Regions from separate parts of the Homo sapiens genome. Here region 1 is linked to region 2. Evidence: read pairs that join two places in POLR2A ChIA-PET (ENCODE). Cell type or tissue: IMR-90. All regions are shown on one strand. Links, peaks and the distances in the headings refer to the core of each region. The heading gives the core; the rest is flanking DNA.

The links. Peaks named below come from ENCODE experiments on the same cell type or tissue, not always from the same donor. Only the 100,000 strongest peaks of a DNase experiment are listed, where the experiment ranks them.
Region 1: POLR2A ChIA-PET joins it to region 2 with 10 read pairs; 6 of 35 experiments call an interaction of 5 or more read pairs at or near these places.

The regions. Positions count from the first base shown.
Region 1 is chr4:39,018,173-39,029,222 of GRCh38, reverse strand. The region is part of intron 1 of TMEM156 (transmembrane protein 156); the gene reads left to right. Among named protein-coding and RNA genes, the nearest start is that of TMEM156, 8.7 kb to the left of the region's middle. In IMR-90, for the core only: no CTCF peak of the experiment used is centred there; a DNase peak (open chromatin) is centred at 3,382; H3K27ac peaks cover 1,950 bases.
Region 2 is chr4:39,076,798-39,088,490 of GRCh38, reverse strand. It overlaps KLHL5 (kelch like family member 5), which reads right to left. Exons shown (of 11, transcript NM_015990.5): 3 at 7,252-7,388; 4 at 6,332-6,528; 5 at 1,764-1,976. The region is part of intron 2 of LOC105374418 (a long non-coding RNA gene); the gene reads left to right. Among named protein-coding and RNA genes, the nearest start is that of KLHL5, 20 kb to the right of the region's middle. In IMR-90, for the core only: no CTCF peak of the experiment used is centred there; no DNase peak of the experiment used is centred there.

The DNA.
Region 1 (11,050 bases), core at 24-8,023, 57 kb after region 2:
TATAAATTATTCACTGATACCCTGTCTTTAACATGTGAAATGAATTCAAAAGGAATCTTAATGAGAAATAATATACTCATGATGTTTAATAGATTTGATTTCGAAATAATAAGCCCTCTGAAGTCCTAAGTTAAAAATAAAGCAACTTGTTTGATAATTTTTCATCAAGAATGTATCTGAGTCTCTGAGTAATTATTAGTAGGAATATTCCATTATCACAATTACACAGTATAAGCTATTTAGTCTAACTTTACCAAAAAAGGGAGCTACTTCAACACTGTGTGAGACTTTTAATGGGTTTGCATTGGGTATGCACTATTAGCAAGATAACCTATTTTACAGCAGTGTTTTTTAACCTTTCCATTTATTTGAAAGGCAGCTAAGATATAGTAGTTAATATAATGGTTTGATGCATTTATATTACATGTAGATAATGGAGATACAAAAGGGAGTGGTGGATATATTTTGATTCAGAGCTTCTTGCAATTAAGGGAGCTAGCTTACTCCCAAATAAGAAACTTTCCAACCTGTTTTTGTTGGACTTACAGTGTTTAAGACAGAACTTGGCTAACCCTCATGTAAATCCCAGTGATCTTTTATTTATTTATTCTTTCACCTGTGCTAGAAACCTGGGGCTACAAAAAGGAAAGACAACTCTTTGATCAAGGAGTTTTCAGTCGGGAGGACAACTGACTGGCAAACAACTAAATAAAATACAGGAATTAACTGAAACAGGGATGTAAACAAGATGCAATGGAAACATAAGTATTGCTTCCACGTCAGTCTTTGGGAGGACGTTCCTTGTATTTCCATTTGCAAAGAGAAATAAATAATTGTCAGAGTTCAAATGATCACCTAGTATTCCTTCTTACCTGCTTGCAAAAGCACTTTTCAAGAGAAGAAATGATGACGATTATTAAATAAAATATTCTCATATCAGTATATCAATAGTTCCTGAAAGTGGCAATTGCAGTGAGTCACACAAGTGTACTCCCAGTGATTTGTGGCAATACAGGATAAGAATAGCACAGATGAGGCTGGGTGCAGTGGCTCACGCCTGTAATCCCAGAACTTTGGGAGGCCGAGGCGGGTGGATCACCTGAGGTCAGGAGTTTGAGACCAGCCTGACCAACATGGTGAAACCCCGTCTCTATTAAAAATACAAAAAACTAGCTGGGGCCAGGCGCGGTGTAATCCCAGTACTTTGGGAGGCCAAGCTGGGTGGGTCAATTGAGGTCAGGAGTTTAAGACCGGCCTGGCCAAAATGGTGAAACCCTGTCTCTACTAAAAAATTAAAAATTAGCCGGGCATGGCAGTGCACACCTGTCATCCTAGCTACTCTGGAGGCTGAGACAGGAGAATCACTTGAATCCAGGAGGCGGAGGTTGCAGTGAGCCGAGATTACACCACTGCACTCCAGCCTTGTGGACAAAGCGAGACTTCTTCTCAAAAAAAAAAAAAAAAGAAAAAGAAAAAAGACAGAAAGAAAAAGGAAAATTAGCTGGGCATGGTGGTGGCATGTGCCTGTAATCCCAGCTACTCTGGAGGCTGAGGCAGGAGAATCGCTTGAGCCTGGGAGGCAGAGGTTGCAGTGAGCTGAGATCACCCCATTGCACTTCAGCCTGAGTGACAGAGCAAGACTCCGTCTCAAAAAAAAAAAAAAAAAAAAAAGGAATAGTATAGATGAAAACACCTCAGACCTAATTTTATCTGTTTTGACTTCCTCACTTTCTTTTAAGAGCCAAACTGACATAAACTCTGTTTACCAGCTTTCATTTCCCCTTCTCTTTCACGCTTTGTGAAGGAAATGGTGGTATAATGAACAGTGAAATTGAAGAAAACAAAGGATAAAGCAACTATAGGATAAACTGACATAATATGAGCATATGTTCACAGTGTTTAAGTCTATATTATAATGACCACCACATCAAGGGTAATTGCAATTAATTTCCTGAAAGTGTTATTCTAGTTCTCAAAAATGAATGCTCTTTTTCTTATTCATAAATATTTAATCAGTAATCCCCAATAAGGCCTTATGACTATTTAAACAATTTTTTTATTTTAACAAATACATTTACATGTGCCAGTAATATGCCAAGTACTTTGACATATATTTTACAAAATAATAATTCACAGTAATGTGTCAAATATTTCTACTCATTCATGGCGCAGCATCATTCTCAAGAGAGAATGTTCTGAAAATCTTTAGAAAGAAGGAATAAAACTAGATGGATAAATGTACTTTGTGGTAAGATTTTGCTTCTTTTTAAAAATTTTTATTTATTTATTTATTTTTGAGACAACAGCTTACTTTGTCACCCAGGCTGGAGTGCAGTGGCGTGATCTCGGCTCACTGCAACCTCCAACCCCAGGGTTCAAGCCATTTTCCTGCCTCAGCCTCCCGAGTAGCTGGGACTACAGGCACGCACCACCATGTCCAGCTAATTTTTGTATTTTTAGTAGGGATGGGGCTTTGCTATGTTGGCCAGGCTGGTCTTGAACTCCTGATCTCAAGTGACCCACCCGCCTCAGCCTCCCAGAGTGTTGGGATTACAGGTGTGAGCCACCACACCCAGCCAGATTTTGTTTCTTATTGAATTTTCTGAATCATTACAATTTTAAAATGGCCACTAATGGACACAATATTTTCATATATATATTTTAGGCACTAGGTGTTGGCAAAAAAATGTGTTAAATATAACGCTTTTCATCACTTTGACAGAACTGGCTTTATTCTCTAATCTGTTAGGTTGCAATACCTACCAACAATCCTTGCTTAGGGTGCTTTCTAACTGCTTGTCTCATTGTTTTGGTGGATAAATGCTCCCTTAGTATATCTCTTTTTTTTTTAATTTTTTAAAAAAATTTTTTAAGAGAGACAGGGTCTTGCTTTATGGCCCAGGCTGGACTCCAATTCCTGGGTTCAAGTGATCCTCCCACCTCAGCCTCCTGAGTAGCATATCTTTTTTGCTTTAATAGAAAAAAAAGACTTTCTCTAAAACATTCATATGGTGATATATCTTCCCCTTACACTGTTCTGTTTCTTTTCTCCTATCACTTATATTTTATCACCTATATGATTTATTTATTATGCATTTTTTAAAATTATCTGATTTCTCCAAATAGAATGTAAGCTCCATGAAACCGAGGTTTTGTCTGCTTTGTTCACTGATGTGTTTCAAGCAATTAAGAGAGTGTCTGTCATATTAAGGGCACTCAATGAATATCTGTTGAGGGAGCAAACTTGCTGAATCATACTGTTAAGGAAATCAAAAGAAAACCTTGAAGGAGGCATTTCTCATCTGACGTTCACAAACATCTTGTGATTTAGGCAGGCCAAGTGTTATCCTCATATTTTTGAAAGATTAAATTTCATCACAAACCTAGAGATTTTAAGTTGTGCTAGCGTGTGAAATTTATTTTGCAGAATATTTTACTTGAAAGGTATGTGTCTTTTTACCCTGAGTCATTTTCCTGCCATTTTCTTTATCTACAGGGAATTTCATAATATTCATTTGCTTCTCTTATTTTGACAAGTAAAATGAGCAGTCTCCTATGTCTCAAACCTGCCTTTCAAATATTGCTATGGTATGTCGAAAGTTATCCCAAACTTTGCTCCCTGCCTCCAGCAAACATTTCAAATGGTCTTTCCCAAATATCCTATGAATAAATCCGTAGTCCCTTGCTCCTGATCTGGCTGACACTACAGATATATCACCCATACACAATATGATATGTTTTTCCCTCTTTTCTGCTCAATATTACCAGAGAGCCTTCAATGATTGGCCTCCAAATTGAAATATAATCTAGTTTTTGCTATTGAAGTGGATAATCTTTTTGAGTTTATTCCAATCTTTTTTTTTTTTTTTTTTTTTTTGAGACAGTCTTGCTCTGTCACCCAGGCTGGAGTGCAGTGGTGCGATCTCAGCTCACTGCAGCCTCCGCCTCCCATGTTCAAGCGATTCTTCTGCCGCAGCCTGCCAAGTAGCTGGGATTACAGGCGCCCCCACCACGCCTGGCTAATTTTTGTATTTTTAGTAGAGACAGGGTTTTGCCATGTTATCCAGGCTGGTTTCAAACTCCCGAGTTTAGGCAATCTGCCCACCTCAGCCTCCCAAAGTGCTGGGATTACAGGCATGAGCCACCGCACCCGGCCTATTCCAACTGTTAAAGAAGGCAGACCTGTGACCAAAGGAAAACATCATATGTTAATGAATGTCTCTGTAAATTAGGCAGCTAAACCATAAGGTTTCTCCTATCCTGACAGCTAATATTTTTAAATTGCTGAATTATGCTATAGAATAACTAATAATGTGAAAGATTTTTAGAAATAATCGACTATGTTTTTAACAGGCATAATTTACATACGATAAAATGGAAAGATGTTTTTTAAAAAACTTTTATTTTAAGCTCAGGCCTACATGTGCAGGTTTGTTATATAGGTAAATGCATGTCACTGGGGTTTGTTGTACAGATGATTTCATCATCTAGGTATTGAGCCTAGTACCCATTAGTTATTTTTCCTGATCTTCTCTCTCCTTCCACCCTCTACCCTCTGGTAGGCCCCAGTGTCTGTTTTTCCCCTCTATGTGTTCTCATCATTTAGCTCCCACTTATAATTGAGAACATGTGATACTTGGTTTTCTGTTCCTGTGTTATTTTGCTAAGGATAATGGCCTCCAGCTCCATCTATGTTTCTGCAAAGGACATGATCTCTTTCTTTTTTATGGCTGCATAGTATTCCATGGTGTATATAATACCACATTTTCTTTATGGAAAGATCTTAAGTGTTCAGTTTCATGAATTTTGACATTCGTGTGCACCTGTGTAACTACTATCACATACCAGATACAGATTTACATCTCCCCAGTAAAGATTCCTCTGGCTCGGCTGGGCATGGTGGCTCATGCCTGTAATCCCAGCACTTTGGGAGGCCAAGGTAGGCAGATCACAGGATGTCAGGAATTAGAGACCAGCCTGCCAACATGGTGAAACCACATCTCTACTAAAAATACAAAAATTAGCTGGGTGTGGTGGCACGCGTCTATATCCCCAGCTACTCAGGAGGCTGAGGCAGGAAAATCACTTGAACCCAGGGGGCGGAGGTTGCAGTGAGCCAAGATGGCGCCACTTCATGGCAGCCTGGGCGGAACAGCGAGACTCCATCTCAAAAAACAAACAAATAAATAAACAAACAAAAGATTCCTCTGGCTCTTTCCTTTCAAATCTCCTCCAGCATCCCCAAGGCAACATCTGACCTGTGTCACCATAAATTGGTTTTGTCTCTTCTTTTATTTTGTGTAAATGGACTCATCACACAGTAAATATTTTTGGTCTGGCTTCTTTTTTTATTTTTATTTTTTATTTTTTAAACGGAGTCTCACTCTGTCACCCAGGCTGGAGTGCAGTGGTGCTATCTTGGCTCACTGCAACCTCTGCGTCCTGGGTTCAAGTGATTCTCCTGCCTCAGCCTCCTGCGTAGCTGGGACTACAGGTGCCCACCACCATGCCTGGATTTTTTTATTTTTATTTTTTGTATTTTTAGTAGAGATGGGTTTCACCAAGTTGGCCAGGCTAGTCTTGAACTCCTGACCTCAAGTGATTCGCCCACCTTGGCCTCCCACTGTGCTGGGATTACAGGCGTGAGCCACCATGCCTGGCCTGGTCTGGGTTCTTTACTTAGCATGTTTTTGAGATTCATCCATGCTACTGAGTGATTTAGTAGCTCCTATCTTTTTGTTGCAAAGTACTCCATCATATAAATACACAACATTTGTCCCTTTATCTATTGGGTTATTTCAAGTTTGGGCTATTATAAATATGCTGCTATGAACATTATTGTACAAATGTTTGTGTCAGTATATGTTTTTATTTCTATTCAATAATGCTCTAGTTGTGGAATACCTGGGTGTCTTAGTCAGCTTGGGCTGCTGTAACAAAGTGCTGTAGACGGAGTAACTTGTAAACAACAGCCTTCACAGTTCTGGAGTTTGGAAATCCAAGACCAGTATGCCAGCATGGTTGATTCTGATGAGGGTCCTCTTCTGGGTTGCAGAATGCTGACTTTTCTTTGTATTCTTACAGGATGGACTAGTTACCTCTCTGGTCTCTTCTTATAAGGACACTAATCCCATCCATTAGCTCTCCACTCTCATGACCTAATTACCTCCCACAGACCCCACCTTCAAATACCATCATATTGGAATTTTAGGGGTACACAAACGGTTAGTCCATTTCACTGGGTACGTTTAATTTTACAAGAAGCTGACAGATGTTTCTCTAAAGTGGTTGTACTAGCAATATTTCTAGTAGCAAAAAATTCTCATTTTCTCTAGTTTATATTTAATATACTGAATTAATAACACTTAGAATATGTATAGTCAAAGAAATAATCTACATTTCTTCCAAAGTTCCCTGACAACTAGTTAATGAGGTCTTGGGAAAATGTGAGTTGACCTAGAGTAGCCTCTGGTGTGCCTACTATCTGTCAAATAATGAAGATTTTAATTTACATTAAAATTTTATGGAAAGATATTCTACAAATAAGTTTTCACTTATTGGTAGAGGTCAACGGATAGTTGAGATTTCTTTTCTTGCAGTCATACTCTGAAAAATACTCCTGGGACAAAATATCTAAAAATGTGAAATAAAATGTATTTAAAACTTTAGAAATGTAGAGTTAAACTGATAAGACAATAAGACTCCTTGGAGGCAGAAAATGAGTAGGAATTATAAATACGTATGGCTAAGCAAGAGTGAACAAATTTGTGCCTCAGGAGCATTTGCAAATCTCTGGTGGCCTGGAATTTCAGTTTCACTGGGTCATACGTCAGGAGACAGAAGGCAAAGTGTAAGACTGAGATATGACTGAGATACTAAAAAGTGATATGCTCCATAAAACAGTAATCTAGCACAAATTATGTCTGGTTTTGAGGAAATTTGTCTGTCTTCACTTTGGCTATGGGTGGAGAAAGGAAAAAGAGTCCTTTGAGAGTTTATAAACACAGTTGGCCATAACTTGGATGTTGAGAATCATTACCTGTGACGTGTGAAAAGTCCAATCCAGGAATGTAGTTAAAGTCACTTTGGGTTAATGGTGCCATTAGACACTCACCAGAGGAAAACACCAATCCTCTCTGGAGGAAAACATCTTTACACCATTCCTCAAATAATTTCCCAAAGTAAAATTCCAAGGAACAATAGCTATTATCAAAAATGATAAAACACGTGAAGACTCAATGGACAAGAATCAACAGAAACAACAAACAGCAGAATCGGATCTTCAAAGAATTCCGATATTGGAATTATGAGATATAAAATAGAAAATATTTAGCTTGTTTCAGTACAGAAAATATTACATCAAAAAGTATGAGTAAGCACAGAAGAATGTAATCAGACTCATTTCACACCATGTACAAAAACCAATTCAAAATGGATTAAAGACTTGAAGACCTAAACTGTAAAACTACTAGAAGGAAACATAGGGAAAAATATCAATGACATTGTTCTAGGCAATTATTTTTTTGGTTATGACCCATAAAACAGGCAACAAAAGCAGACATATACAAATGAGATTGTATCAAACTAAAAATCTTCTGCATAGCAAAGGAAATGAGTGAAAAGAAACTTACGGAATGAGAGAAAATAGTTGCAAACCATATATATAAGGGTTTAATATCCAAAATATATAAGGAATTCAGACAATGCAACAGCAAGAAAATAACCTGATTTAAAAATGGGCAAAGGATAGTGAAGAGTTATTTCTTTTTTACTTTTTTCTTTTTTCATTTTTTTCTTTTCTTTTCTTTTTATTTATTTATTTTTTTTTGAGACAAGGTCTCACTATGTTGCCCAGGCTGGAATGTAGTATGGCTCACTGCATTCTTGACCTCCAGGGCTCAAGCGGTCCACCCACCTCAGCCCCCTGAATAGCTAAGACTGCAAGTGTGGGTCACCACACTGGCTAATTTTTAAATTTTTTTTGTAGAGACGGGGTCTCACTATGTTGCCCAGGCTGGTCCCAAACTCCTGGGCTCAAGCGATCCTCCTGTCTTGGCTTCCCAAAGTGCTAGGATTATTGGCATCAACCACTGCATCAGGCTGACATTTCTTGAAAGAAGACATACAAATGGCCAATACATATATGAAAAAATTCTCAACATCGCTAATCATCAGGGAAATACAAATTGAAATTTTATGAAAATACAGTGAAATATTATCTCACACCCAAGATGGCTATTATCAAAAAGACAAAATATAGCAAGTGCTGGTGAAGATGTGGAGAAAAGGGAACCCTTGTATACTGTTGTGGGAATGTAAAATAGTACAGCCATTATGACAGACAGCATAAAGGCTCCTCAAAAAATTCAAAATTAGGCTGGGTGCGGTGGCTCACACCTGAAATCCCAGCACTTTGGGAGGCTGAGGTGGGCAGATCATGAGGTCAAGAGATCGAGACCATCCTGGCCAACATGGTGAAGCCCCATCTCTACTAAAAATACAAAAATTAGCTGGACATGGTGGCATGTGCCTGTTGTCACAGCTACTCGGGAGGCTGAAGCAGGAGAATTGCTCGAACGGGAGGTGGAGGTTGCAGTGAGCCGAGATCATGCCACTTCACTCCAGCCTGGTGACAGAGTGAGACTCCATCTCAAAAAAAATAAAAAAAATTCAAAATAAGAACTACTAATAAGGCACAATGACATGCACCTGTAGTCCCAGTTACTTGGGAGGCTGAGTTGGGAGGATCGCTGGAAGCCAGGAGTTTGAGAGCAGCCTGGGCAACATAGTAGGATCCTGTCTCTTTAAAAAAAAGTAGAACTACCATATCGCCCAGCAATCCCACTCCTGGTTATATTTGAAGGAAAGGAAATCAGTGTGTCAAAGGATCTCTGAACTCCCATATCCACTGCAGCATTACTCACAATAGTCCGGATGTGGAATCACTCTGAACTCCCATATCCATTGCAGCATTACTCACAATAGTCCAGATATGGAATCAATGTAAGTGTCCATCAGTGAATGAATGGATAAAGAAAACGTGGTACATATACACAAGATAATACTATTCCACCTTAACAAAGAAGAAAATTCTGTCTTTTGCAACAGTATGAATGAATCTGGGGGATACTATGCTAAGTGAAATAAACCAGGCACAGAAAGAAAAATGCCACATGATCTCACTATATATGGAGTCGTAAAGAGTTGAACTCACAGTGGCAGAGAATAGAATAGAATGATGTTTACCGTGGACGACAGGGTGGGGTGAGGGGAATGGAGAGTTGTTGGTCAAAGGATACAAAATTTCATTTAGACAGATGAATAAGTTCTGGAGATCTATTGTATGGCATATTGACTATAGCTAATAATAATGGATTATATACTTGAAAATTGCTAAGAGAGTAAATGTTCTCGCCACACACAAACGAAAATGGTATGTGAGTGATGGATATGTTATTAGGTTTGATTTAATCACCTAACAATATATATATCTCAAAACATCACATTGTATACCATAAATATATATATAATTTTTGTTAGTTAAGTATACCTTAATAAAACTTGGGGAAAGGCACCTGAAAATATATGAAGTTTAAAGCAAAATGTAAGGTACTGTGATTGGGAAAATAGCAAAAATAGCAACAATTCGTACACACAAAGTTAATAGGGAGGACAAACAGAGTCGTTTATTCCCCCAGCCTAAAAATAATATAAAACAAATATGTGGGGAGATCCAATGCTCTGCCACATTTTGTGATTCTAAAAAACAATATGAGCAAGGAACAAAGACTATTAAAAGTTACCAGGCAGATTTGAAAAAGAACCAACTGGAAGTTCTAATTGTGAAAAATATAATAAATTAGAAATGCAAGGAATGAAATGAACAGATTAGATGCAACTAAATAATGAATTAGTGAACTGGAATAGAGATCTAAAGAAATTACCTAGAACATAGCACAGAAGTTAAGAGACATGGAAAGCAAAGGGAGCTATTTCTAATCAAAGCTGCAAAGGATAGAAGAAATAGAATAGGGTAAAGGCAATATTTGAAGAGACAATGGCTAAGAAATTTACAGAATCATTGAAAGACGTAAATCCTCAAATTCAGGAAACCCACAAATCCCAAGCAAAATAAGTGATGAGAAATTCTGCAGAGCATGAAAACTGAAGAGGTTTTTTTTTTTTTTTTGTTTTGTTTTTTTAAGATGGAGTCTCGCTCTGTCGCCCAGGCTGGAGTGCAGTGGCGTGATCTTGGCTCACTGCAACATTTGCCTCCCAAATTCAAGTGATTCTTCTGCCTCAGCCTCCTGAGTAGCTGGGATTATAGGAGCCCACCACCACACCCAGCTAATTTTTGTATTTTTAGTAGAGACGGGGTTTCACCATGTTGGCCAGGCTGGTCTCGAACTCTTGACCTAAGGTGATCTGCCCACCTTGGCCTCCCAAAGTGCTGGGATTACAGGTGTGAGCCATCGTGCCCGGCCAAGAGATCTTTAAATAACCAGGGATAAATGCAGATTGTCTTTAAAAAGTTTAAAGGAACAATAGTCTGATAGCTCATCTCTTGAAAACAACAATGAAAATCAGAAGGCAGTGAAAAATGCCTGCAAAGTGCTGAGGCAAAATTTTTGTTGACCTAGAATTGGTGAGATGTATATTTTCAGGTAAACAACACAGAGAGTTTACAATCATCAGACCCTCAGTGAAAGAACTTCTAAATAATTAGCTTTAGGAGAAGGAATGTAATCCCAGAAGGAAGGGCAGAGATGCAAGAAGAAATGGCAGGGAAAAAAACCTCAACAACAATTATAAACATGTGAGTAAATCTAAACAAATCCTGAAAATATTAGATGCATAAAATTTAAAAACTCAACTAATTTGTATGTCAGTGAAAAAACAAGATAGAACCAAAATGCTGTATAAAAGTAACCTTTAAGTCAGGAAGGAGATGATCCGAGTTAAAGTATCCTAAGACCCTTGTATTGTTTGAGAGAGGTTAACTGTTGATTGACTTTAGGCTTTAAGAATGCATGTTAAAAATTACTATGGT
Region 2 (11,693 bases), core at 2,497-10,496:
CCACCTCTGCCTCTTATTAGCCCTATGATGTTAGCCAAATAGCAAAAACTAAATAAAACTACAATGCAGAAAGAGAGGAATTTATGCAATCACATTGTAATTTTGAACATATGGATTTACTTTTTTGGTCTGTCACTTCATTTGTACAACAGGTGTTCGAACAAATGATCTCCAAAATGCCTTTCAACCCTAAGAACTTATGGCTAGGATTATCAGCAGTATCCTGGATAAGAGATATTTTAAAGGTCTATGAGAGTCATGCAAATATAGTATCATAAATATCTGAAACTACAGAAGTGAAGTCAATTGTCAGGTTACTTAATTACACAGATTCTTCTCAAAGTCGAATCGGATTTTTCAAATTCGGTTTGATTTCATCTAGAAAGAATTTTTAAAAATCTGCTAAGTAGCAGTAAAAATGTAACTCCCTTTTAAAAATCTGATTTCAAGAGAAACATTTTATTATGTTACTTTTCCTGAATTATCATCAACACATGCAGTTTCAGTTCTATGTATTCATACAATATTCTATTTCTGAAGAGGAAGGTCTTAGAAAGCATCCATATTGATTACTGTCTCTGTAAAAAACAAACAGTAACTTTTGCTCACAACAGCAGGAAATAATACATTATGCTCAAGATAACTGCAAATATGAGAACATTTGTGACACTTTAAATTAAAAAAAGAAAAAGAAAGTCTGAACTTGAACAGTAACAGCTCATTCTTTTTCTGCTTTCAAGACCTCTTTCAGCATTCAAGGCCTTGAGATAGGCAGCAAAGTATGCAGGGAAAATTTTTATATATTCCAGTGAAAATTGTAAAAAGGGGAAAACTATGCATGTAAATGTTATGACTGATTGCCTTGAACACACCAACTAGATATCTCTTAATTCTGAAATAATATTTTTATTCATAGCACATTTTATATCATAGAGCATGTTTCTGATCCTTATAATAATCCTGTGAGGTAGTCAGGGAAGATGTTATCTCTACTTGACAGATGAAGAAACTCAGCTGTGTGAATATGCCAAGTCACAGAGTTTTAAAATGTCAGAGCTTTGACTATTAATATACCTTGTTAATCTATATATCACCAGAATCCAATATTTAGTGGATACTTAATAAACATGTGGCAAAGAAATTAATCTAAATTTTCTGGTTTCAAGAGTCCAGTGCTCCTTTTATTAGCAGTTTTGGTAATTCTCCTCCAATTGGTAGGATAGGTTTGTAGCTGAGTCAATTAAGTTACTAACCCAAAATCAAGAATGTTACTTAATTGAGGCCGGGCACAGCGGCTCATGCCTGTAATCCCAGCACTTTGGGACGCCAAGGCAGGCAGATCACTTGAAGTCAGGAGTTTGAGACCAGCCTGGCCAATATGGTGAAACCCTATCGCTACTAAAAATACAACAATTAGCCAGGCATGGTGGCATGCACCTGTAGTCCCAGCTACTTGAGAGGCTGAGGCAGGAGAATAACTTGAACTGGGGAGGCGGAGGTTGCAGTGACCTGAGATCATGCCACTGCACTCCAGCCTGGGCAACAAAGTGAGACTCCATCTCAAAAAAAAAAAAAAAAAAAAAAAAGAATGTTACTTAATTGAAGCAATTTAAGTAGCCAGATCTTCTGGACTGAAAGCATAAGCAGAATTTTGTTAGCTCACTATCTTTTCACCTACACGTTTCATAGGAATACATGTACAATTATTTTCTTTGATAGAATAGGCAAAGAAAAATTCCTATAAACAAGTGCCTATTAATTACCTGTGGTGCAAGAAGAGGTAGCCTAATATAAGCCAAAAGTTTACTTAGATCTTTCCGTCTCTGTTCCAAATCATGACGGACCCAAGTAAGAAGTGCATTCAATATTGTCTCCTCATTAGGAATGTTCATGTCATCACTAGCCAAGAGCTTTGCAATTTCGCTGGCTGGTAATAATACAAATTCCTGGTTTCTGATTACTTCCATGAAATGCTCCTAGAGGGAAGAAATAGCAGATAAACAATATTGTTCCTTCTGACCTTCACAATTTACTTAGAAGAAAGTAAAAGCTTTTTATATTAGCTACCAACACACAATTTATATTTTAGACCTTACAATGTAATACTTACTTGTTAGGAAAGAAACACAGCAGAGAAAAAAAAATTAAACTGCAATTATGTTGTTAAACATATGCAAGTAGAATTAAAGTGTTGTATCACTTATTACATTTAAAAAATGGACCTAGGACATTTAAGTGTTACTTCACTCAAGTTAGGAAATACTTTTGGCAATTCTTTTGAAGGAAGAGAGAAATAATGAATTAGACACTGAGATGTATGATACTCTAACACCAGAAGTGGGTGGATTTGCGGTTTGGATTTGTGGGTGCTGAAGAATTCGGCCAGCAGTGGAGCCAAATACCTAGAGAGCTTGGTTACTTCTCTTACTAAGAAATGGCCTCCAGAGTGGCTACATTTCCCAGAATCATTCTAGACCACAGATGTCTTCTCAGATCCTCCCTGGAATGAGTATTTGTTCTTAGAGTTATACGACAGTCAAATCGGTCTTCAAGATCGTTTTAATGATATTTATAAGATCATCTAGGATTTTGGGTCTGTTTTCGAATTTTTAATCTCTTTTAAGGGTCTGTTTTTAAATTTTTAATCTCTTCTAATATAATTTATTTACAAAGCTCTTTTGGTCTCACAGGAAAAAGGACCAAAGGTGGAAAAAAAAGTAGTGACCTATAATGCCCTGGGATCAGGACATTAGACTGAAGATGACTCAGTCCTGGCCTCACGTTAGAATCAAATCCTCTATAATTTGAAATGGGAAATAAAAATGCCCTTAGGTGTGAGATGACCTTGATAGGCTATTATGCTAAATAATCTGGAGAGAAGGAAAACATACCATCTGATTTGAAAGGTTTTAAGTCTTAATGAATGGATAGTTGACACGGTTATAAATGCAAATACTAGACACATATTGTCCCTTAATGTTTTTCTCATATTTCCTGATGTATTATCGCTGTCTCAGCATGCAGAGGTTTACTAAAGAAGCTAAAGCTGTTTAAATTAGAGCTAGAAATAAGGACTATCAATAACTATCTTCTATATTAAAATGAGAATTATATTTTCCATATAGCCTGTGGTAACCTGAGTGAGGTACTAATCTAAAATATATATTAGCTTGACATTCCTATCAGTAGAAGTTCTAAAGGGGAAAACCATTCATGAATAATTAATGAATTTCAATTGCTTCAATTTATCATGATTTGTTCAAGGATGTCTAAATGAGTCTATTTTAAATGATGGATTATCATTTTCAGAAACATATTTTAATAAAACTTCAGTGCTAGAATGGCTTCAAGCAAAAGGTTCTATTGAATTGCATACTGACATTATTTTGGTAACACATAGCAAGATCTACAAAAATGTTGAAACTCTCAACCCAGTTATCCCACTTGTAATTTAAACCTTAATAATAATTTGTAAGCAAAAAGCAAAGCTGACTACCTAACAATACTTCTCTGTATTATTATTTACAATGGTAAAAAATGGGAAATAGCCTATATGTTCAGTTATAGGGAGCTGTATATTAAATAAGCATTAAAAATTTCAAAGACAAAGATCACGTAGGTACATGGAAAGGTACTTATGATAAAATGTTATGTGAGATTGTGAAGAAACTGAAATAATAATATATATTTCCAATTCCTTAAACATATAAAGTATAATTGACAGATTTATACATTGGTATAACTATGCCATACTTTCAAATGGCATTAATTGGATTTCATCAGTAACAAAAGGACTATCACGTAAATATGCACTTGACGAATTATTTGTTGATATATCTATTTCAGAATAATGCCCATTCCATTCTAGTATAACTTACATTAAGTGAAAACTGAGTTTTTCAACAACTTATGAAATACTACTGAACTCAAGGTTGAATACAAAGTATTTTTCAAAAGTATTAATTTGGTTTTGAAGCAGCTACTTTAGCAGATCTCAATGTTTTTTATAAGTCTTCTAGATTGAGAAAGACAATTTTAAGTTTTAAAATTAAATGTTTTTATTTGTGTCATAAATTCAAAATGACATTAAATAGTTGTAATCATACAACCAGTCTTAAGACTTTTTTAGAGGTTACATGACTTGCTCCAGGTCATGTTCAGTGGCAGGCAGAATGAGAAAACAGGTTTCCAGATTCATGGATCCTGGAGAGGACTCCTCATTTTTTACCACTTGTATTCGTGCAGGATCAGTGAACATCCCCAGTCCACGCACCATTCACTGATTGAACTCACTGGCGTGGCATTATGCTTTACATTTTAAATCCATATTATAATATACACAACTATCATGTTACCAAACGCTTGCTAGCATTGTGACCTTTCCCCCTTTGGAATAGTTTTTAGGCAACTGAAATTACGGAGGGATTTATTTAAATTGAAGATTGAATTTTGCTATACATTTTCATTTGGTTCCCATAGCAACAATTCAAATCAGACAAGCTGCCTCTAAATTACTTATTGTTATTAGAATTCAATTTCATGTCTCTGTTAAAACTGAATAATGTTAAATAATGGCCTTGAGAAAAAAAATCTAACACAACTAATTGGCTATGAAAATAGCTTTAAAAACATCCAGCTAATTTAAATTTAATTTCTGTGTAAGCCTTAAAGCAGCAATCATGCCTCTACTGTAAACAACAGGAGTGACCTAAATGCATACAAATGTTTTCACCTGAATAAAACACCTTCCTAGAAAAAAGATGATTATTCAAATTCTAAACTGATTTTGAAGAAAAAAATCCAACTTTATTTATATTCATCTCATTCAAAAAAGTAGTTGAAACTGCAGGTGTATGGTTAAAATGAGAATCTATAAAGAGTGATAAAGACCGAGGGAAAAAAACATTTCAATGGACTTAATTTTTAAAATGTCAACATAATAGCATGCTAGGGCTATATATTATCATCCTGTTGTACAATCTCTTTATTTTTTCAGTTGAGACTCTGTGACTATCATAAAAAATTCCTGAGAAATGATTACACCACAGGGAGGAAAACCAGTCATTAAAGGCTGTGGTTTTGTGAGTGCTTTTGTTCCCTCCCATAATTTTCTATTGTTTTGGATAGAGGAAATCTATATAATGATGATGACAACAATGGAATGAGACTCACTGACTGGATATATGACATGCCAATCAATGTTCTGAGTGTTAAAATTCCATTAACTCATCTAATCCTCACACCAAGCTCATGAAGTAGACAGAATTGATCTTGCCAATAGTTTGTAAATACCTATTCTTACAATTTTTCCAAATCTCTATTTCTCTAATGAAAGATTCCTAAAGCACTCTCAATCTCTTCATATCCCAACTCAGTGGAACGACGGAGGAGAGGGTAGGCAAAATAACATTTCTTAAATGTTGATAAAATTGGTAATATCCATAACTGTACATATGTATGTGAATATTCACATTTTTTCTTCTCTTAGAAACTGTATTGCCCTAAACTGAAGCATTTAAAGCAACACTCTTCAGTCATTGCCCAGGTGTGAAGAACTAACTGCTACAGTGTGGCAACATTCCTCAAAAACCCATAACACCCTCCCTTGCCTGCACCCCTCTACTGTTAAGACCACAGAGGGTGGTCCTAACACTATGCTCTCAACATGCCCTTATTTTCTTACTATCCTAGGTCAATCCATTTTTTAACTTTTAAGTTCAGGGGTACATGTGAAGGTTTGTCATACAGGTACACTTGTATCATGGGGGTTTGTTGTACAGATTATTTCGTTTTATCATCCTTCAGGCTACTGAATCAGAACCTCTTCTATGATTTATTGAGCACATAATTTGCTATAATGAATAAAAACATCATTCTACATGGCTGTAAATAGTTTATACATAGTCAGATTTATCCTTAACAAAAAGCCTCCCATTTGTCCTCTACCAATATGCTGCAACCTCTGTCACCAATTTCTATCAGTGAATATGTGAACAATCCTGAAATTCATCCATGTGCAGCAAAGTAAAATGTTTGGGGAGAGTCCTATTTTAAAAAGCAGCAAATCTGAAAATCTTAATGGAACAGTCCTAGGCCACTGTTCTGCTTCCCAGTGACTGCAGTAACTTAGGGCTTGATTCAGATACCCACGAGAAGTATTACTTGGTGCTTTCCCATTATAACTCAATGAAAATATGACACACTAGGCAATGAAGCTCAATCGCAAGACACGTGGCAGAGCCATGGGAAAACAGTAACATGCAGATAAGCCTGCAACAATAAGAAATATGCATATGGAGGATCGACTTTCTCACCTTCAAAAAATACATACCATAGTATAATTGTGAGCCACTTTATGCAAATCTGTACAACCTTGGGCATCAGCAAAAGAACGAATTCCAAGACAGTTGGATGGATGAAGCTGTTTCATTAAAAACTTACAGCATGCTTCTACAACCTGTGAAAGCTGAAGAAGGCAAGCTGTAGATAACAGGCACTCAATATTATCTTCTTTTAATTCAAGGCGGCCTTAATGATAAAAAGAAATTCCATTAGCCATGGAACTACATTAACCTTATTTTATAAAATAATTGATGTTAACAGTAGTGGTTCCATATAAGAGCTCATTACATGCATTACAGACCTACATGGTTTAAGACATCCCAAAAAGAAAAGAAGGACTAAATGGGGAAAAAATTATTAGCTCCTTGAGACATCTACTAAAATAAAAACTAATGGCTTATTTTCAGAATTTTAAAATGATACGTTAGTAACTTATGTCTACTATATACCTGTATAACTCTCAATTTTTTTTTTTTTTTGAGACACGGTCTTGTTCTATTGCCCAGGCTGGAGTGCAGTGGTGTAACCAATGGCTCACTGCAGCATCGAACTCCTGGGCTCAAGCGATCATCCGTCCTGCCTTGGCTTCCCGAAGTGCTGGGATTTACAGGCATAAGCCACTGCACCTGGCCAACTCTCAAATTTTAAATGCAAAAATTTGACACTATGTAATTCATTTAATTTTTATATTAACATTTTAAAGGGCCATTCAAAAACTTAATTATGATAACCATTTTAAAGGTTTTAGTATGGAAATTTTAATTCATCACCAGGTTAAATACAAAGGGTAGTAATGACAATAGCAGAACTAACTGTTAGCTATGGCATGCTTTCTAAAAACAGAAATCTGAAATCTAATAATACAACATAAATCTAAGAGGTTTTAATTTACATTTTCAGACTCGTTACCTGTATAAGCATACTGGATCAAGGACCACAACGAATTTGGTTCTACACCTTCCATTTTTATTTCTTCTTGTCTTGCCTCTCTGACATCATTAGTAAACATGGCAGCAAAATAGTCTGAGACAGAGGAGAGCACCAATCTGTGAACACATTAGGAAAAAAAAAATCAATGACCACATTCGAGTTGATGTTCATTAATAAATGCTGCTGCTTCTTTTTTATTTGTTACTCACAGTGCATGGTACTAGGAAATGCATTTTAAGCTTGACAAATTGCTTTATGCTCTAGTTCCTTCCTTTGAATAATAAATTACCATTACCAAATTTTCTGCTGAGGTGAATGCTTTACCACTTCACTACTCAAATAATGCTATATGACATCCAGAAAACAAGCTATAAGCCCATAGCATCAAATCAACTATATAAAGGAAAAAATTTAAAAGTTATTGTTTATCATTTTTGAAAATAAACTAAGCCATTTTTAAAAAAATTTAATTATAGAAGTAGTGAATATATGGGAGACATTTGAAAATGGTTTTTGCTAGCAAGTTTTAAACTTTTATAATATTCTATTATTATCTTAGTCTGCATTTTGTTTTAAAATTATGTTGTAATAACACTATAAAACTATATTTTTTATAATTATAAAATATATTAGCTATGTCTCTAAGTTTTTAATGGTCATATATAATACATTTAAATTATAATTTTTTTTTTTTTGAGACAGTCTCATTCTGTTTCCTAGGCTGGCGTGCCATGCTATGATCTCGGCTCACTGCAACCTCTGCTTCCCAGGTTCAAGCAATTCTCCTGCCTCAGCCTCCTGAGTAGCTGGGATTACAGACGTGACTACCATGTCCAGCTAATTTTTTTATTTTTAGTAGAGATGGAGTTTCGCCATGATGGCCAGGTTGGTCTTGAACTCCTGGCCTTAAGTAATCAGCCCACCTGAGCCTCCCAAAGAGCTAGGATTACAGGAGTGAGTCACAGCACCTGGCCGTATTTTTGAAACAGGCATTTTTTCACTGGATAATGTCTTGAAGATATTTCCATGTCAACACACTTAAATAGATTTTAAATAAACATTTTCATTTTTAAAAGTAATAAAAATTATGATACAGATAATCATTGGCTCCCTCTCTAATTCCATTTTCTTACCTCCCCAGGAGTGGCACTGCTGAGCCATTAGATTTGCCAAAGTAAGGTACCAATTTAGACCCCACCAGCATTGTATAAGACTAACATTTTCCCCATAATATTATCAGATGTTAAAATTTTTGGCCATAAAGTGTTAAATGATATCTCATTGTTGTTTCAATTTTCATTTATCTGATTGCTAGTGAGGTTTTTCAAATGTTTATTGGCCATTGGTTGCTTCTTCAGAAAACTGCCCATTCATTCATTCATTCATTCATTTAATGAACAAATACTGATGTGTGTCCAGTAAATACTGGGTACTGTTCTAGATACTTGAGATACATTGGGTACAAAATAAGACAAAAGATCCCTTCTCTTATGGAGTCTTACATTTAGAGGGTAGGGAGACAATGATCAGTAGAAGTAAATTCTGTAGTACATTAAGAGGTGATAAGTGCTAAGGGGAAAAAAAGTTGGGCAAAGGCAAATGGGGAAAGGGTGGTAAGTTTAAATAGGTGGTCTCACCGGAAAGTGACACGGGCAAAGATGTGAAGGAGGTTTAGGATTTGGTCATGCAGGTATCTGGAAATAGCCTTCAGGCAGAAGAAATAGTGCAAAATTCCAAAGGTAGGAGCAGCATGCCTGGCACATGCAAGGAACTACAAGAGGTTCTGAGTGGCTGATGCTGACTGAACAAGACAGAGACCAATAGGACAATACTAGAGAGATACGGCAGGCTGGATCGTGTACGCCATTGCATGTACTTTCCCTTTCACACTCAGTGACATGAGGAGTCAATGAAAGATTTGATCAAAGAAATGACTGAATCTGAGTTCCACTTTAAAGGATCACTCAGGTAGCTACGTTAAAACAGAATGTAGGGGCAAAGAGTGGAGGCAGGGAGACCAGTTGGGAGGCTTTTGCATCAGTCATCTAAGTGAGATGTTGATGGCTCACACAAGCATGGCAGGTAAGGTAATGAATGAGTTCAGTTTTGGAAATACAGAATTTGAGGTGCCTCTATGAAATTCGGGTTGAAATAGCTTTTCTAACAAACCCACGTTCATAACCTGGACTTTCTGTCACAGTACATAGTAGTATCTCAATAAATGTATGCTAATTGAGTCACTGAAAATTTTAATACCAAGCCAATTCCTCCTAATGATTTTATTTCCACTTTGGAAGGTTTTTTTATTTTTTATTTTTTATTTCAGTAGGTTTTGGGGCAATGGGTGGTGTTTTGTTACATGAATAAGTTCTTTAGTGGTAATTTCTGAGATTTTGGTGCACCCATCCTCCAAGCAGAGTACACTGTACCCAATGTGTAGTCTTTTATCCCTTACTCCCTTCCCACCCTTTCCCCCAAGTCCCCAAAGTCCATTGTATCATTCTTTTTTGCTGGGGGTGAAGACAGAGTCTCACTCTGTCTCCACGCCCAGGCTGGAGTGCAGTGGCATGATCTTGGCTCATTGCAACCTCTGCCTCCCAGGATCAAGCAATACTCATGATTCAGCCTCCCAAGTGGCTGGGACTACAGGTTCACGCCACCACGCCTGGCTAGTTTTTGTATTTTTAGTAGAGATGGGGCTTTGCCATGTTGGCCAGGCTGGTCTGGAACTCCTGGCCTCAAGTGATCCACCCACCTCGGCCTTCCAAAGCGCTAGGATTACAGGTCCTGAGCCTACCAAGCCTGGCCTATTGTATCATTCTTTTTTTTTTTTGAGACAGGGTCTTACTCTGTCACCCAGGCTGGAGTGCAGTGGCGTGATCTCGGTTCACTGCAACCTCTGCTGCCTGGGTTCAAGCAATTCTCCTGCTTCAGCCTCCCGAGGAGCTGGGATTACAGGTACCTGCCACCACACCGGGCTAATTTTTGTATTTTTAGTAAAGATGGTGTTTCACCATCTTGGTCAGGCTGGTCTTGAACTTCTGACCTCGTGATCCACCTGCCTCAGCCTCCCAAAGTGCTGGATTACAGGTGTGAGCCATCGCGCCTGGCCTCATTGTATCATTCTTATGCCTTTGCATCCTCATAGCTTAGCTCCCACTTATGAGAGAGAACATATGATGTTTGGTTTTCCATTCTTGAGTTACTTCACTTAGAGTAAGTCTCCAGTTCCATCCAGGTTGCTGAGAATCCCATTATTTCATTCCTTTTTATAGGTGAGTAGTATTCCATGATATATGTATACACCACATTTTCTTTATCCACCTGTTGATTGATGGGCATTTGGGCTGGTTCTATAATTTTGCAATTGAAAATTGTGGTGCTATAAACTTGTGTGCAAACATCTTTTTCATATAATGACTTCTTTTCCTCTGAATTGATAGTTAGTAGTGGGATTGCTGGATCAAATGGTAGATCTACTTTTAGTTTTTTTGTTTGTTTGTTTTTTGTTTTTTTTTTTTTTTACCTTTAGTTCTTTAAGGAATATCCACACTGTTTTCTGTAGTGTTTGCACTAGTTTGCATTCCTGCCAACAGTGTAAAAGTGTCCCCTTTTCACCAATATCTATGCCAACATTGATTATTTTTCGATTTTATGATTGTGGCCATTCTTGCAAGAGTAAGGTGGTATTGCCTTGTGGTTCTGACTTGCATCTCCCTGATCATTAGTGATGTTAAACATGTTTTCTTTTTTTTTTGAGACGGAGTCTTGCTCTGTCACCCAGGCTGGAGTGCAGTGGCGCGATCTTGGCTCACTGCAAGCTCTGCCTCCTGGGTTCACACCATTCTCCTGCCTCAGCCTCCCGAGTAGCTGGGACTACAAGTGCCTGCCACCATGCCCGGCTAATTTTTTTTTGTTATTTTTAGTAGAGACGGGGTTTCACTGTGTTAGCCAGGATGGTCTCAATCTCCTGACCTCGTGATCTGCCTGCCTCAGCCTCCTAAAGTGCTGGGATTACAGGCATGAGCCACCGCGCCCGGCCAAATATGTTTTCATATGCTTGTTGGCCATTTGTAGATCTTCTTTTGAGAACTATCTATTCATGTCCTTAGCCCACTTTTTGATGGGACTGTTTTTTTTTTTCTGATTTATTTGAGTTTTTTGGTAGATTCTGGATATTAGTCCTTTGTCGGATGTACAGATTGTGAATATTTTCTCCCTCTCTGTGGGTTGTCTGTTAACTTACAGACATTCTTTCTTTTGCTGTGCAGAAGCTTTTTAGTTTAATTAAGTCCCATCTATTTATCTTTGTTTTTGTTGCATTTGCTTTTGGGTTATTGGTCATGAAGTCTTTGCCTAAGCCAATGTCTAGAAGGCTTTTTCCGATGTTATCTCTCTTTGGAAGGTTTTTAAAAAAAACC